2 separate regions of the Homo sapiens genome follow, and region 2 is linked to region 1. Evidence: chromatin loops called from intact Hi-C (ENCODE). Cell type or tissue: chondrocyte. All regions are shown on one strand. Links, peaks and the distances in the headings refer to the core of each region. The heading gives the core; the rest is flanking DNA.

The links. Hi-C counts contacts between places; a loop is a spot of excess contacts. Peaks named below come from ENCODE experiments on the same cell type or tissue, not always from the same donor. Only the 100,000 strongest peaks of a DNase experiment are listed, where the experiment ranks them.
Region 2: a loop joins it to region 1, with 8 times the contacts of the local background. A loop is called at or near these places in 60 of 110 quality-filtered maps.

The regions. Positions count from the first base shown.
Region 1 is chr22:40,032,568-40,040,889 of GRCh38, forward strand. It overlaps FAM83F (family with sequence similarity 83 member F), which reads left to right. Exons shown (of 5, transcript NM_138435.4): 5 at 1-8,322. Among named protein-coding and RNA genes, the nearest start is that of TNRC6B-DT, 7.8 kb to the right of the region's middle. In chondrocyte, for the core only: CTCF peaks have their summits at 4,258 (motif pointing left) and 4,465; no DNase peak of the experiment used is centred there.
Region 2 is chr22:39,618,406-39,626,727 of GRCh38, forward strand. It overlaps CACNA1I (calcium voltage-gated channel subunit alpha1 I), which reads left to right. Exons shown (of 37, transcript NM_021096.4): 4 at 905-1,002. Among named protein-coding and RNA genes, the nearest start is that of CACNA1I, 52 kb to the left of the region's middle. RefSeq lists enhancers at 4,571-4,670, 4,701-4,810, 7,799-8,093. In chondrocyte, for the core only: CTCF peaks have their summits at 4,629 (motif pointing right) and 4,828; no DNase peak of the experiment used is centred there.

The sequences.
Region 1 (8,322 bases), core at 52-8,051:
TTTTTCTTTTTTTTTTCTGAGACAGAGTCTCACCCTGTTGCCCAGGCTGGAGTGCAGTGACAGCGATCTTGGCTCACTGCAAGCTCCGCCTCCCGGGTTCACGCCATTCTTCTGCCTCAGCCTCCTGAGCAGCTATGACTACAGGTGCCCACCACCATGCCTGGCTAATTTTTTTATATTTTTATTAGAGACAGGGTTTCACCATGTTAGCCAGGTTGGTCTTGATCTCCTGACCTTGTGATCCGCCCGCCTTGGCCTCCCAAAGTGCTGGGATTACAGGCCACCGTACCCGGCCAGGCTATTTTTTTGTTTTGTTTTTGTTTACTACTGTATTGCTTTTCTCTTTTTCATATTTATTGAGCACCTACTATATGCCAGTCACCATGCTAGATGCTTTAGTAACATGAAGGTTTCAAACTAAGAAAAGCTCAACAAAGAGCCCTTTAGAAAGGTAACAGTTTTCCTGTGTATTGGGGGAGTGGGTCTCATAAGGTTGTATGATGAGAAGCGCAAGTAATTGTTTTGTTTTTTTTTTGAGACAATGTCTTGCTCTGTCGATCAGGCTGGAGTGCAGTGGCGTCATCTCAGCTCGCTACAACCTCCACCTCCTGGGTTTAAGTGATTCTCTGGCCTCAGCCTCCTGAGTAGCTGAGATTACAGGCACGCGCCACCACGCCCGGCTAATTTTTGTATTTTTAGTAGAGACAGGGTTTCACTATGTTGGTCAGGCTGATCTTGAACTCCCGGCCTCAGGTGATCTGCCTGCCTTGGCCTCCCAAACTGCTGGGATTACAGGCATGAGCCACCACGCCCAGCCTGGCTAAGGTTCATTATCCCCATCTTTCAGATGAGGAGGCACACAACTCTCCCCAGATCCCACGTCACAGAGAATGCAGGTCTGAGTCTGTTCCTTGAGCTCAGGGTCTTGGCAATGGTGATGCTTTGGAGCTGCAGAATCCTCTGTTGGGGATGGGGCTGCCCTGTGCATTATAGTACGTTTAGCAACATCCCTAGCTTCCACCTACTAAATGCCACTAGCACTCCTTCAGATGAGACCACCAAAAATGTCTCCAGATGTTACCACATGTCCCCTGGGGGGTAAAAGTGCCCCCGTTGAGAGCACTGGCTCTTTTCTTCACAGTCCTGACCTGGTGGCCTGCACAGGCCACTTCTCCGAAGTGTTTCAATGCACTCTCTGCCCTGGGTACCTTGGACACAGCACCCTGGCCCAGAGAGGTTGGCTGACTTGCCTGAGACGCTGCTTCCTGGGAGACGCAGTAGCATCTTTCCTTTCTGTTCTGGTTATCTTTCTTAGTTCTTTACCACCTTATATTCCCCATGACAGGTGTGTTTATGTACACACATCTGCCTCACTCCACTCAGCTCCCTGTCAGGTTTCCTGCCAGTCTGTCCCTCTTCCTTCAGGCTCAGCTACGTCCTGCACAGACAGTACCACTGCACATACCTGTGTGTGCCCAGCGGTGGACCCACCTCCAAAAGCAGCCAGTGCTGACAGCAGAGAGCCTTCCACACTCAAGTCAGGCCAAGCAGGAATCGCTACCTGCCTGTCATGACCACATTCTCAGTGAACATTGACAAAGCCCCCTTAGCAGCTAATTAGCCCTGCCGTGCGCTAGGGATGCAATTTCTCATCTGGCAGTGCGCCACACTCCTGCCTCCCTGCCCAAAGGACGTAGTGGCTGCTGCTGATCGTCTGCACTGCTGTTCCAGGGGCAGGAGGTTTGCTGCAAATCAGGTACCCCCAGCTCAGTGAGCAGAACCAGTCCAAGGTTGAGTGAGGAGAAGGGCAAGAAGGGCAGGCACAGCCGTGAGTATGTTCTGGGGCTAAGTAACCATGAGATCAGCCCAGAGACCTTGCACAGTTAGGCAGGCCTGGACTTCTCGCCCTTCCCCTTGCAGCTTCTGCTCTCCCAGCTAGGGACTGAGGAAAGCCCTGCTTCTAGATGCCATGTGCTGCTGCCTGGCACGATAGGTACCCATCTGTCCTTGGGGTTCCTGAGCCTGGAGAGCGGGCTTTGTGAGCACTGGTGCCTCACCTGCCTGGCTCAGCTCTGCAGCCACAATATATGCTTAATACCTATTTGTTAAATGATTGAAGACTTGACTGCCATTCAGTACAGAGAATTAGCCAGGTGAATAAACAGGATGTGTCATAGAGGTTCTAGAATTGATCATGACCCTTTCTGTCTCATTCCTGACTTCTAATACCGTATATGCCAAATGGGGTTCTGCTGTGATTTAATTTCTTAAGGACTGGGTTTATCAAAAGTCCCTCCTGATCTAATCCTTTCCTCTAGGAAGGCTTCTCCTTTCTTCATCTGTCCTAAGTGCATGGTCTTCATCTCCTGGGTGGTCCAGACTAGGTGGCACTGGGCCTGCAGGCCTCTAGCTGCTCAAGGATGGCCCTGTCTGCATGCTTCCTTTCAAAAGCTAGCATAGAAAGGAGGGCCCAAGGTGAGGAAATTTGTCCAAAGTCACCCAATGAGTCGCAGGAAGGGCTAGAATCTGGTTATCTGGACCGTCCTAGAGCACTTTCACAGTGACAGCCGGCTGGAATCAAGTTTTCATTTAGAAAAATGGCTAGAAGTTAGGGCATTGCCTGCAGCCACTGAAAAGCAGCTTTAGGAGCAGATGTCCACGTAATAGAAGGAGATGGGCTAGGGCCTGCCACGGAAGCCAGCAAGCGCGTGGGAGCTGGGGGAGGAAAGGAGCAAAAGGCAAGAACAGGCAGTATGTCCGCGGTGCCCACAGTGCTGTGGGTACAAGCAAGGGGAAAAGAGCCCATGGTGTGCAGAAAACCATGCGTCATGATTCTTATTTCCTGCTCGCAGCTTTGACTCTCTGCCTCATCTCTTCCTGGAAGTGTCTTGGAAGTTAGGCGACTGCACAGGGAAAGGTTCGCTGCAGTGCTTGCAGGCCTGCACCCATTTATTCATCCGGTGGATATTTGCTGGGTGCCCGGCCTGGGGATCCATGGTGAGCGAGGAAGGCATGGTATTGAAGTGGTATGCCTGCATGACCTTGGCGGGGGCGCATGGCATAGAGAGGACAGGCTTCAGAACAGGCAGGCAAGGGCTGAAATCCTATCTCTGCCACCGAACAGCTAATGACCCCAGCAAGCAATTTCACATCCCCGAACTTTCCTGTTTCCTCATGTGTCAAATGGGGATGATCTCGAGACGACTCTCCAGAGTAACCACGTGAAGCACCTAGCACAGGGGCTGACGCAAACAGCTGGGCATCGGAGGAGCCTCCAGGGTTGTGACCTCCAGTGGCTTATTTTCCTTTTGGGATCTTCTCTCCTAGATCCTCCCCTTTAATTCCCTGTGAAATTTACCACTTTCATATTGAATCGTTGGCACACAGGGCTAACTGCTTGTTCACCTGAAGGAAGCTACAGAGTTCAGGTTTCTTTTTTCTTTCTTTCTTTCTTTTTTGCTTTTTTAAGATGATCTTGCTCCGTCACCCAGGCTGGAGTGCAGTGGCGTAATCATGGCTTCCTGCAGCCTCAAACTCCTGGGCTCAATGAGTTCCTTGAGATCTTCCATCCTCAGCTTCCCAAGTAGCTAGTAGTAGTAGTGGCTTGCACCAACGCTCCTGCCCTAATTTTCAATATTTTTTTGTAGAGATAGGATCTCACTGTGTTACCCAAGCTAGACTTGAACTCCTGGCCTCAAGCGATCCTTCCGCCTTGGCCTCCCAAAGTGTTGGGATTACAGGCATTAGCTACCACACCTGGCCAAGGCCCAGGTTTCGACAGAAAGGGAGAGAAAACCTGCCAGAGATGCCATTTCGGAGCCACTCTGCTTGGCAGGGACCTGTGTTCCCCTCATGCAGGTTCATCCTTAGAGGGCTGCGGTCTTATCTGGTTGTGCAAAAGTCCCACAACCTTTCTGGATTGATAGTTTGTGGTGAAATAAACAATTTTAGTTTGTTTGGAGAATCTTTTGTATACAAAATACAAATAAAACCTAAATCAAAGAAACAGAGCATGTCCGGAGAAGTCTGCCAACCCTTCTCCAGGCCATGGGGCTTCCCAAGCCAGGCCTGTACTCCTCATGTAGATTCCACACCCCGCCTTGATGTCTTTGGCTTTCACACTAGTGACTATAGCCTGGTGGGACGGGGTCTAGGGGCCACAGTCCTGGTCCTGCGCAGGTGGCCCTGGAGAGAAGCCTTGGAGAACTTGGAGAAGCCCACGCGGCTGGCAGCATCATGGTGAGAGGCTGACACCTTGTGGCTGGCTGGCAGCATACGTCCTTCCTCCCCTAGGTCAGCTAGACGGCCAAAGCAGGGATCTGCAAGCTCCTTCTGTGGCGGGCCAAAAAGTGAACATTCAGTGTGTCTGTTGCAGCTACTGTCATAGCACTGAGGCACCCCTAGACAGTACAGAAACAAGCAGGTGTGGCCATGTTCCAGTGAAACCTTATGAATACTGAAATCTGAATCCATAATTTTCATGTATCACAAAGTAGTAATATTCTTTTAATATGCAAAAACCGGCCAGGTGCGGTGGCTCATGCCTGTGACCTCAGCACTTTGGGAGGCCGAGGTGGGTGGATCACCTGAGGTCAGGAGTTCGAAACCAGCCTGGCCAACGTGGTGAAACCCTGTCTCTATTAAAAATACAAAAATTAGCCTGGTGTGGTGGCACATGCCTGTAATCCCAGCTACTCGGGAGGCTGAGGCGTAGGAATTGCTTAAACCTGGGAGGCGGAGGTTGCAGTGAGCTGAGATCATGCCACTGCACTTCAGCCTGGGCAACAGAGCTAGACTCCATCTCAAAAACAAACAAACAAAAAAACAAAAGCAAAAACCAGTCTTAGCTCACAGGCTGTGCCAAAACAGGCAGTGGGCTGGATTTGGTCCTCAAGCCTGGGCTTGCTGACCTCTGGCCTAGGACACCTCTCCTTTATGCCTCCGCTCCCAACACGGACTCTCAACTCTCATGTTTACCTTGTCATTGTTCTGTCAAGAGGAATTCACTAGTCTCACTCCTCCAACCAGACCGCTGCCACTAAGGCTTCTTCTGAACAGAAATTCTGGATTTGTTCTCACCCATTTCATAAATGTACATAAGCACCCATCAGGTGCCAAGCCCTGTGCTGAGATGCCTGCAGAGCCCAGAGTTTTCACCAACTTTTTTTTTAAGAGATGGGGGTCTCTGTTGCCAGGTTGGAGTGCAATGACATAATCATAACTCACCGCAACCTCAAACTCCTAGGTTCAGGTGATCCTCCCGCCTCAGCCTCCCAAGTAGCTGGGACTACAGGCATGCACCACCCTGCCCAGCTAATTAAAAAAAAAACTTTAGGGATGGGGTCTTGCTATGTTGTCTAGGCTGGTCTCTAACTCCTGGGCTCAAGTGATCCTCCCACCTCAGCCTCCCAAGTAGCTGGGCTTACAGATGTGAGCCACTGCACCTGCTCAACATTTAATTTTTTCATTCATTCATTCGTTCATTCATTTGTTCAAACGAACTTATTGAGAACTTACTGTGTTCCAGGCACTGTGATAAGATAGACCTGGCCTTTACCTTCAAATGTTCAGAACATGGTTAGGAAGATGGATACTGGGAGGCAAGTGTTCTGATGGGAAAGCACAGCATGTAAAGAAGCCCAGAGGAGGCACTTAACCTGGGGGAGAAGAACAGGGTAGGCTTCCTGGAGGAGGAGGTAATCTCTGAGCCGATACCTGAGGAGTGAATGGAGGAGGGGACAATGAGGCAAGGCATTCCAGGGAAAGGTCCAGAGCCTAGACAGAACTCTTTTAGGAGAATTATGAGAATCACAATTATCGAGGACACAGTGAAGACTCAGATAACTCAAATATAGGTTTTGCCCGCAAAGCCTTCCTGTCTGGTGGGTGAGACAGTCTACAGCAAGCTGCTCCAAGGATATGGAGAAAAAAGTTTTTCCTCTGGCCTTGTAGGATTGGTTATTACTGAGCCTGGAGTACGCAAAGGCCAGCGAGTGCTCCTAAGGCAGGGAGGGGGCTGCCTTCACTATGGGTGCTCAGGAAATCTGCCAGGGGAAGGGAGATGTGGGCCTGCCTCGGCTGCAGAAACCCCTCAGAGGAGGAGGAGGGGCTTGAACTGAGCTTTGAAGAAAGTGTAGACTTGGGGACAGGCAGAGGAAGAGGGGGCATCATAGGCAGCAGAAACCACATGGACAAACTCTCTGCCGGAGAATGGGCATGGCCGGGCTGAGGGGTCCCTGGACAGGAACCAGCCTTCCCTATGCACCTGCACCCGTGAGTCTCACAACAGCCCCAACAGGCAAGTGTTATTTTCCTCAATTCTACCAATTAAAAACTGACCTTGGGCAACTGCTTAACCTATCTCTGCCTTACTTTCTTCATCTGTATCTACCTCAGAAAGTTACTATGAGGACTGAATAAGCTCATACATATACAATGCTTGGAGCAGAGGCTGGTACTAGAGCTGGCTTCATGGGCATGAAACCTGTGAACACAGAACCCCATGCTTTCATTTTCCACTTAGTCCTGCCTGGCATAGTATGCAGTTTTTTTAATTTGAGATGGAGTCTCCCTTTGTTGCCCAGGCTTGAGTGCAGTGGCGCGATCTCAGCTCACTGCAACCTCCACCTCCCAGGTTGAAGCAGTTCTCCTGCCTCAGCCTCCTGAGTAGCTGGGATTACAGGTGCGCGCCACCATACCCAGCTAATTTTTGTATTTTTAGTAGAGATGAGGTTTTGCCATTTTGGCCAGCCTGGTCTTGAACCTCTGACTTCCATGATCCACCTGCCTCTGCCTCCCAAAGTGCTGGGAGGATTACAGGCATGAACCACTACGCCTGGCCTGGTATGTGGGTTAAAATGTTAGGTTTTATCATTATCTTAGGTGGAGAATAACAAATCCGATTCAATATATTCATTTTAGAAACGAGGAAACTGAAGCTTAGATAGTTTGTGTGACTTGCAAAAAGTCACGCAGCAAACAAGCTGCAGAATGAAGGGTGGAGATGGAGAGATAGAATTCTCATCTTAGAGGTGAAAGTAGGATAATGACCCAGCTGAGCTTGCTGAGTCCTGCGAGCGTCGCACGCCCCCAGAGACAACATAAGGAGAGAAGTGCAGACAGATTCCTTTGAAGGAGCTTAGAGAAAGAGATGGTAGGGAAAAGAGCATGAACAGTTGTAGAGGTAGGAGGAAAGCTGGCTATTTGGGGAAGCAAAGAAAAGATTCTCAGAGTAAAACGTATTGGTGAAGCCATGGAAACAAGGACTGAGAAAGTCTCTTGGATCTTGGCCACAAAAAGGTTATAGATGAGCTTAGAGAAATGAATTTCAGTAGAGTTAGGGCTAGAAGCCAGGTTCAGAGAGAGAAAACGAGAGAGCATTCCTGGTGGTGGAGATGGCCGCAGGCCATTATTTAAAAAGCTAGGATAAGAAAATAGAGAAGAAAGGGAAGGAAGCTATTTGAAGGGAGTGGGAGAAAAGCCAGATCTCAGTTGGGACGTGGAGGAAGGACCACCAGAGGCAGTAATTTAGCCGGAAAGAGGTGTATTTCTTTCCTTGAGTTTATAGGGGGTAAAGAGGATGGGGCTGAGATACTAAAGACTACGAGGACAACTGTTCATTGAGGGCTGGTCATCTCCCCAGCTGCACTGTGGGGTTCCCAAGTCAGACATCCCAGAGGCAATATAGCAGCGTGGACAAGAGCTTACTCGTTGGAGTCAGACCGCCTAGGTTCAACGATGGGTTAGTTAGCCCTTCAGTGCCTCCATTTTCCTATCTAGAAAATGTGGATAACAATGGTTGTTGTGAAGATTAACAGCCATAATCCACGTAAAGCCCTCAGTACAGTGTATGACACACAGCAAGTGTCCACCAAAGGGTAGTTATTATTAACCATAATCCTGGTTCTCTTGTGAGCTGCCTCCTGTGTGTCTAGCATTGGCCAGCACACATGAGGGGGTCCAGTGTTTGCTGCTTAACTAAGTAGCTTCTCAGGAAGTGTGGTCATAAAAAATGATAGGTGATTTAGAAGGTGAGACAGACACAAGGGATGTGTTGCACAGTAAATGCTCCCAGACATGCAATAAATGCTTATAAGCATGCCCTCTGTAATCAGCCCTCTTTAGAGAGTTTCCCTGCCTCATTGCTCTTGGTCTTTGGCAATGGCTACACCCACTGCCCAAGCAAGCAGTATCAGCTGTCAGCTGTCCCCTTGTCTTTTGGATCAGATTCCTTTACAGGGATCTTCCCATTGTTATAAGCTTCAAGAATTGGAGAATGCTTAATGAACACTTCCAAATTCTTCATAGCTATGAGGGGCCAGT
Region 2 (8,322 bases), core at 99-8,098, 410 kb before region 1:
TGTGTGCATGTACGTGACTCTGTGTATGCAGGTGTGTGACTGTGCGTGTGTGCACACAGGTATGGAAGTGTGTGTGCATGCGCTCCAGCGGGTGGGGGATGGATGGTGGTGGCATTTCAGGGAACGAATGGAGCTTTCACTCAATGACTCTTCAAGCAGCGGGAGGGGGTGGCAGCTTCACAACAGTCGGACAGGTTTGTGCAGCATGTAGGAAAAGCCTTCATTTCCTACTGACAGTGGTGACATGGGTGGTGACAGGTGGAGCTGGCAGCAGTGCTGAAGTCCTGGGGTGGGAGGTGCCAGGGGAAGGGTCTGGTGATGGGGGGCAGGGGGGGTCATCCTGGAAATGCAGGCCGGGCCCATCTCCCAGTCGCCCTCAAATGAGGTTTGCTGTGCTTCCACCGTGAAGGGACCTCAGAGGTCTGCCTCTTGAGGGAGATCTGGGAAGACTTCCTGAAGGAGGCAAACTGCCTCCAAAGAGCTGCAGGGCTAGTTGAGCATGGAAGGGATGTGGGGTGTGGAGCCGTTTGGTGCAGGAGATGTTCCTCCCACTTTCAGAGGCTGCTGTGGAAGCTGGGGCTGACATGGGCCACGGGCCAGGAGGATGCGCTGGGGCAGGAGCCACCTGGCACAGCGCTGGGCACACAGTGGGAGCCCAACATCTGTGCTCCCTTCATGCTCTAAGCCCTTGCCCACATCTGTCACCGGCGCCATTTACAGAGGAGGAGACAAGGGCCACCAACCCCAGGCCACATGTTGGCCAGGTGTAGCTGGAGATCCGACTGCTGTCTTTACTTGCCCTGTCCAGGCAGTAGTGCGCAGGTGGCTGGAGAATGCTGTGGCCCGGGCCCTGGCCCCAGCTGGCCTCCAGCACCATCCCTCACTCTCTCTCCTTTCTCTGCAGGATGGTCGAGTACTCCCTGGACCTTCAGAACATCAACCTGTCAGCCATCCGCACCGTGCGCGTCCTGAGGCCCCTCAAAGCCATCAACCGCGTGCCCAGTGAGTCAGCCCCGCCCTGTCCACACATTCCTGGCTGATCCATCCCTGGCCAACCCATCCCTGGCCTACCTAGCCAATGCCCACCCCCCCACCCTGCTTCGTTCACTTGGAGAAGACTGATTAGGGCCCGGGTGTGCTCAGGGATCCTGCGGTGTCTATCTAGACAGATGTGCCCTGCTCCCATAGAGCTCATGGGCCTGAAGACACTGGCAGGTGGTCCCAATGCTTCTGAGTCCCAGGAGAGTCTGGAGAGCATGCTGGGGAGTCTGGCTTTTCAGGGACGAAGAGTTTATGGGAGAGTGGTCTTCATAGGATGTCAAGGCAAGCACCCATAGGAAAAGAAGTTGCTTAGTTTGAAGGAGGACGTCGTAGAGCATTTCACTGGGGCAATGAAACCTGACTCCCTCACTTGTGCTGACTGACTTAGAAGTCGAGCTCTGTCATTCACCCACCACAGATCGATGTACCTACTCACCCATATGCCTAGCCACCGGTTCATCCATCCACCCGTCCACCTATCCACCTGTCCATCCATCCATCCATCCGTCCGTCCGTCCATCCATCCATCCATCCATCCATCTACCTGTCCACCCATCCACCTGTCTATCCATCCATCCATCCATCCATCCATCCATCCATCCATCCACCCACCCACCCATCCACCCACCCACCTGTCCACCCACCCACCTGTCCATCCATCTACCTGTCCACCCATCCACCTGTCCATCCATCCACCCACCCATCCATCCACCCACCCATCCATCCATCCATCCACTCATCCATCCATTCACCCACCCGTCCATCCATCTACCTGTCCACCCATCCACCTGTCCATCCATCCATCCATCCATCCATCCATCCATCCATCCATACGTACATACATACATCTGCTCATCTTTCTAGCCATCTTTCCATTTGTCCATTCATTCATCTGTATAGTCAGCCAGACATCCACCTGTCCATCCACTCATCCACCCATCCACCTGTCCATCCATCCATCTGTCCACCCACACATCCATCCACCTGCCCACCCACCTAGTATTAAGAGAGGTTATCTTGCAACCATAAGCCCTGTAGAGTTTTCATGTCCATGACCTGTTTTGAGCCTTACAGTCATTCTGAGGGAGGTGAGCTGTTGCCATTTTACAGATGAAAAAACTAAGACTTGGAGACACGAGGTTACCTGCCCAGGGACGCACTGCCAGTGAGTAGCAAAGGCTGGAGTCAGTTAGGTCTTCTGACTCCTCACTGCTCTCTTCTAGGAATGGGGTGAAGACTGGGGAAAGAGAGGATGAGGGCCCTGCCTGCCTTCCTGGTTTTTTTTTGTTGTTGTTGTTTGTTTGTTTGTTTGTTTGTTTTTTTTGAGACACAGCCCGTAGCTCTGTTGCCCAGACTGGAGTCCAGTGGTGTGAACTTGGCTCACTGCAACTTCTGCCTCCCAGGTTCAAGCAATTCTCCTCCTGTCTCACCCTCATGAGTAGCTGGGACTACAGGCATGTGCCACCATGCCTGGCTAATTTTTGTATTTTTAGTAGGGATGAGGTTTCACCATATTGGTCAGGCTGGTCTCGAACTCCTGACCTCAGGTGATCCACCCACCTTGGCTTCCCAAAGTGCTAGGATTACAGGCATGAGCCACTGCACCTGGCTGCCTGGGGCTTTTATACGCATTTACCCACTTCCTATGGTCCAGGAACTTGACATCTGATGGCTCAACAACCTGTGGGAGGCTCAGAGAAGTTAAGTGACTCACACAAAGTCACACAGCAATTCAGCGGCAGAGCTGGAATCTGAACAGAGTTCTGTCTGTCCTCAGCCCAGTTTATTTCCTGGCTGTGTCTGACCCCTTGCTTCTCTTCCCTGCCTGAGCTTCTGTTTCCCCATCTGCCAAAGAGTACAGGTCTCCTGGCACCTGCTCCCCCTCCACAGGTAGTGCTGTCCCCATTCCTTTATTCCTAGCCCTGGGGCCTTGGGGCTCTGTCACCCACCCCACCCAGCCAACCTCTGTGGTCCATCCATCCTGAGCGCCCTGTGGGGCTGGCCTGACCCCGGGCTTGCAGAATGCATCAGTCAGTCTGGGCAGGCCTGGCGGGGCAGGAGAGGCCATGCTTCAGAATATCTGTGGAGCAAGGTGACCAGGAGGGTGGCAGAGCTTTCTGAGCCTGGAGGGTGGCCCAATCCTGCTTTGTTCTGAGAGGGACTGGCTTGGCTTGGGTAGGGCACAGAGGGGGCCTGGGGGCTGGGGTCTCAAGGTCACAATACGATAGAAAACGCTGGGGGTCCTCAGTGCTACTGTGAGGGTCTTGGGGAAGGGTTTGGGAGGCGAGGTAGGGCAAGTGAGTAGTGGGAACCAAAGCTGTGCGGGAGGGGGAGGGGGAGTTCAGCTCTACCAGCCTGGCCCCTTCCCACTGCCCTAGGGAGACCCCCTTGGGCACAGGGAGGGGACATGCGGAGAGGCCATTTTAGGGCCAGCTTCTCTCTGTCCTCATCCCCTCCAATCCCAGAGGGCTCCTTGAAGATCACCTAGTTCAAAACCATCTTTCCCACATTTAACAAATGAGGAAACTAAGGTCCAGAGAGGGTCGTGGCTAGTCCAGGGTCACACAGCAATTCAGTGTGACCAAACAGCAGTTCAGGAAGGACCAAGCCAAACCAGCACACCTTCCCCAACAGTGTGTGATTTTCTCCCATGTGCCCCACCTGACTTTACTGGGAAATGAGCCAAAAGGTGGCCTCCGTACACTCAGCACCCAGAACTCTGCCTGGCGGACAGAAGGCGCGCCAAAGACACGTGTGAAATGGACACAGCAGGTGTACTGAGCTGTGTACTGTGCCAGGACCACAGAGCTATACATGCTCCTGTGCCGGGCATGAGGAGGCAGGGAGAATGGGGCTGGGGGTCGGGAGGCCTCCGGGAGAAGGGGATGTCTGAGTTGAGACCCAGGGGAGGATGGGGATTGAGTAGGTGGAGGGGGAGGGCTGGGCGGCAGTAGCGGGGGTTCAGGGAGTGTAAAGGGCTTGGGGAGGGAGCTGCAGGAGCTGGGGGTTACAGGCTGGGTGGACCAAGGGGTGGGGCATGAGGCTGGAGAGGACAGGGCCTGGGCATGGACCATGTGCCTGAGGGCAGTGGGAGCATAGGAAGAGGTTAGCAAGTGGTTGCTTTAGAAACACCCCTGGCCAGAGTGCGGTGTGGGGGGGGCGGTGGGGGGGGCAGTGGGGGTGAGCTGGACATGGGACTGCTCCTGGAACAGGTGTGAGCGAATGGCCGGTACTGGGCAGGGGTGGGGGTGGGATGCAGAGCAGCAAGTGGGTGGGAGAGGGACTGCTGGGCCCAGTCCAGGTCCTCCTTGAGTGTCTGGTGTGGGCACCTGGGTGGGCGGGAGGGACCTCAGCTCTCAGGGGCCAGCACAGAGGGCCACGTCGCTCCTGGCTCCCACCCACAGTGCTGCTTGTTTCTGTCCTGGGGGACGGCGGGGGCTGCCCTCAGCAGGCAGCTGCCATGGGACCATGGTCACACTCCAGGCCACGGAGCCCACAGGCACCGCCACCTTCCAGAGGTGTGTGCACGTTGCAGAGGGTCGCACACAAGGGATGTTTGTACGTGATCTTGATCTGAACCTCTTGTCCGGTCTAGGGTCTGCCCAGCAGGGGGCAGCACTGTGATGGGACCGCTGAGGCTGCAGGCGGGCTTAGGGGCATGGGACGGGACACGGGCGGAGGCCTCGCTCTTGCCAGGCGGGCTTCTCTACATCTGTGTGAGGGTGTGTGTGGGTGTGAGGGTGTGTGTGGGTGTGAGGGTGTGTGTCCACCAGAGAACACGTGTGAGGACGTGTGTGCACGAGTGTGTGTGCAATGAAGGGTGTGCACAGGTGAGTATGTGCCTGTGAGGTGCGTGTGCACATGTAAGTACATGGGAGAGTGTGTGTGCATGTGACAATGTGTGCATCTGAGGATGTGTGTGCACAAGTGAGCAAATGTGAAAGCCTGCACACGTGAATGGGCACATGTAAGGGTGTGTACATGTGAGAGTGCGTGCCTATGAAAGTGTGTGTGTTGTGAGGGTGTGTGCTGTGTCTGCCTGGGAGGGTGTCTGTGTATGCCTATGAATATGTTCATGCCTGAGCATATGTGTGCTTGTGTGTGTGTGCCTGTGAGGGTGTGTGTGCCTGTGAGAGTGTTTGCTGTGATGTGTGTGTGCCTGTGAGGGTGTGTGTGCCTGTGTGTGTGTGTGCCTGTGTGTGTATGTGTGCTGCGAGGGGGTATGCCTGTGAGGGGTGTGTGGCTGTGAGGGTGTGTGTGCTGTGAGGAGGTGTGTTATGAAAGTATGCGTGCCTGTGAACATGCGTGTGTCTATGAGCCTATGTGTGCCTGTGGGGGTGTGTATGTCTGTGAAAGGGTGTGTACGTGTCAAGAGTGTGTGTGTGCCTCTGAGCGTGTGTGCGTCCATAAAGGGGTGTGCCTGTGAGGGTGTGTGTGTGTGAAGTGTGTGTGTGCGCCTGTGAGGGTGTATGTGTGACGTGTTTGTGTGTGTGCCTGTGAGGGTGTGTGTGAAAGGGTGTGTATGTGTCAAGGGTGTGTGTGCGCCTCTGAACGTGCGTGTGTCCATGAAGGGGTGTGCCTGTGAGGGTATGTGTGTGAAGTGCATGTGTGTGCCTGTGAGGGTGTGTTTGTGAGAGCGCGTGTGTGAAGAGTGTGTATGTCTCTGTGAGGGTGTGTGTATGAAGAGTGTGTGTGTAGCGAGCATGTGTGTGCCTGTGAGGGTGTGTGTGTGTGAAGAGCGTGCGTGCGCCTTGCACGTGTGTGTGGGCGCCTGTGCCTCTCCCTCCAGGTCCTCTTTGCTCCTCCTGGTTCCTCTCCTGCTGTGTGGGGAGTTCATTAAGCTGCTCCCCGGAGGTGGAGGACACTCCCGGTCCCCAGCACCAGCCTGCCCTGGCCTCTGGGAAGGCAGGGATTGACCCTGTGCCCAACATCCCCCTGCGCTCCAATTACAGAGGAGCTCCGAGCGGGCTCCGAGCCTTTCCTCAGGGTCTCCTCCTGCTAGTGGCCACCGCTGGGCAGTTGGGGGAGTGTCGGCTTCCCGCCCCTGAGCCTGATTCCGCTTCTCAGAGGACAGCCTGGTTCTCTCAGAACCAGCACTGGGGAGTTACTGGGAGCACTGGCCCTCCAGCAGCTGGTGTTCCCCTGGAAGGGCCCTGCAGATACTCACAGGCGATTCTGCGGGAGCCGCAGGCTGTTGGAGCACGTGGGGCTTAAAGTCCATTGGTCTAACCCTCATTTCGCGGGACAGACAGTTTTGTCCTCAGGTGCCAGGTCCCCTGCCCAGAGCCACCAGGGGATTAGTGACTTGAGGTGGGGAAGGGGTGGCTCAGGCTCTCAGAAGTGCTTCCTAGAGAGATTTCATAGTTGCCTGGTTTTTTTATTTTCTTTTTTTTAAAATATGATTTTCCTGCAGACATTTCTCCTACTTATGGTTTGAGCTGCTTCTGCCCTGGGACACAGTCTTTTTTTTTTTTTTTTTTGAGACAGCATCTAGCCCTGTCACCCAGGCTGGAGTGCAGTGGCATGATCTTGGCTCACTGCAACCTCCACCTCCCGGTTCAAGAGATTCTCCTGCCTCAGTCTCCCGAGTAGCTGGGATTACAGGTGCCCACCACCACGTCCAGCTAATTTTTGTATTTTTAGTAGAGACGGGGTTTCACTGTGTTGGCCAGGCTGGTCTCCAACTCCTGACCTTGTGATCCACCCGTCTCGGTCTCCCAAAGTGCTGGGATTACAAGCGTGAGCCACCGTGCCCAGCCGGGACACAGTCTTTTCAACAGTAGCCCGTAGCTTTTAGTCTCATTTCTAGAGGGCAAGCTAGAGAGCTGGTGATGGGCGCAGTCAAATGACGGGTTATTAATTGCAAAGCCATGAGGAGTGGGCTGGTTGCCTGCGGTTTAAAAATACAGCAAAGGCTGCAAAGCTCCAGCATGAACAACCAGGAAGATGCAAGTGTGGGTCAGAGAATAAAAGTTCTGGTCTTAGCTCTGCCATATGCCTGCTGTGTGACCTGAGAAGTCCCTTGGCATCTCTGGGCCTCGGTTTCCCTACTCGTACAAACAAAGCAGGAGGATAAACTGGATTAAATACGTGGCTCTCAACTTTGTCCAGGATGAGCGGGGGACATGGACATCATGGTGCTGCTTACAGAATCGTATAAAATACATGTCTCTCCACCCCACCCCTGCAGGTCCTTGTTCAGGCCACTCAGCCTCTGATGGATAAAGAGAGGAAGACAGCAGAGAGGTGGTTGGGGAGGGAGGAAGGAAGCGCCAAATTAGGAGTTGGGAGTCTGGGTTCTGGTTCCTCTCTGTGTGACCTTTCCTAAGTCACCGCCTCTCTCTGGGCCTTGGCAAGATGGGGCTGAATTATCTCTAAATGTGCCCCCGCCCCACCCCACCCCCAGCCTGTACATCTCTCAAGGCACTGCCTTGCTTCCTTAAGCATACTGCCTGAGTCATTTACATATGAAAAGTGCTGTTTTCTCCAGTAAGAAACGAGGGCAGTCACTGCCAAGGCCTGGCCAGAGAGGTGATAGTTCCCCCGACCCAGGCTGTGGCGCAGGGGCGAGGCAGACCCTGGGGAGCTCAGGGGCAGCCCTGAGCCCGAGCTCACAGTCCCTGACAATGCTGTGGGGAAGGCTGCCATCCCCTCGGCTGCACAACCAGCTGGAGGTTTGCTCTGTGCTGTCAGGCCAGGTTCTGGTCCCAGGGCCTCCACCCACTGGCTGTGGGACCCTGAGTAAGCCACGTGCCTCTCCGTGCCTCTATTTCCCCAGCTCTCAAGAGAAGTTAATAATACCCATGTCCATCTGGTTAGGAAGGCTGAAATGCCACCGTGGGTGTAGAGAGCTGCGTGCACAGCCTCGTGTGCCTACGCGATCCGCAGGTGCTGCTGCTAGATAAGGTGCTGGGAGTAGTGAGGGTGGACGTAGAGTGTCAGGGACGTCTTCTCAGGGGCTGGTTTTGGAAGACACTCATCAGCTGAGGGTTGGAGAGGGTGTGCCTGGCAGATAGATTGGCATGTGCAAAGGTGGAGTGGAGGTGTCATCCTGGGCTGGGCATCGTGTGGGTGGGCAGGGGACTGCGTGGCGGGAAAAGGAGAGGGTTGTTCACATCTTCTAGGGAGTTAATTATAATCATAAGTGGCTAAAGTTTTTTTTTTTCTTTGAGACGGAGTCTTGCTCTGTTGCCAGGCTGGAGTGCAGTGGCGTGATCTCGGCTCACTGCAACCTCCGCCTCCTGGGTTCAAGCGATTCTCCTGCCTCAGCCTCCTGAGTAG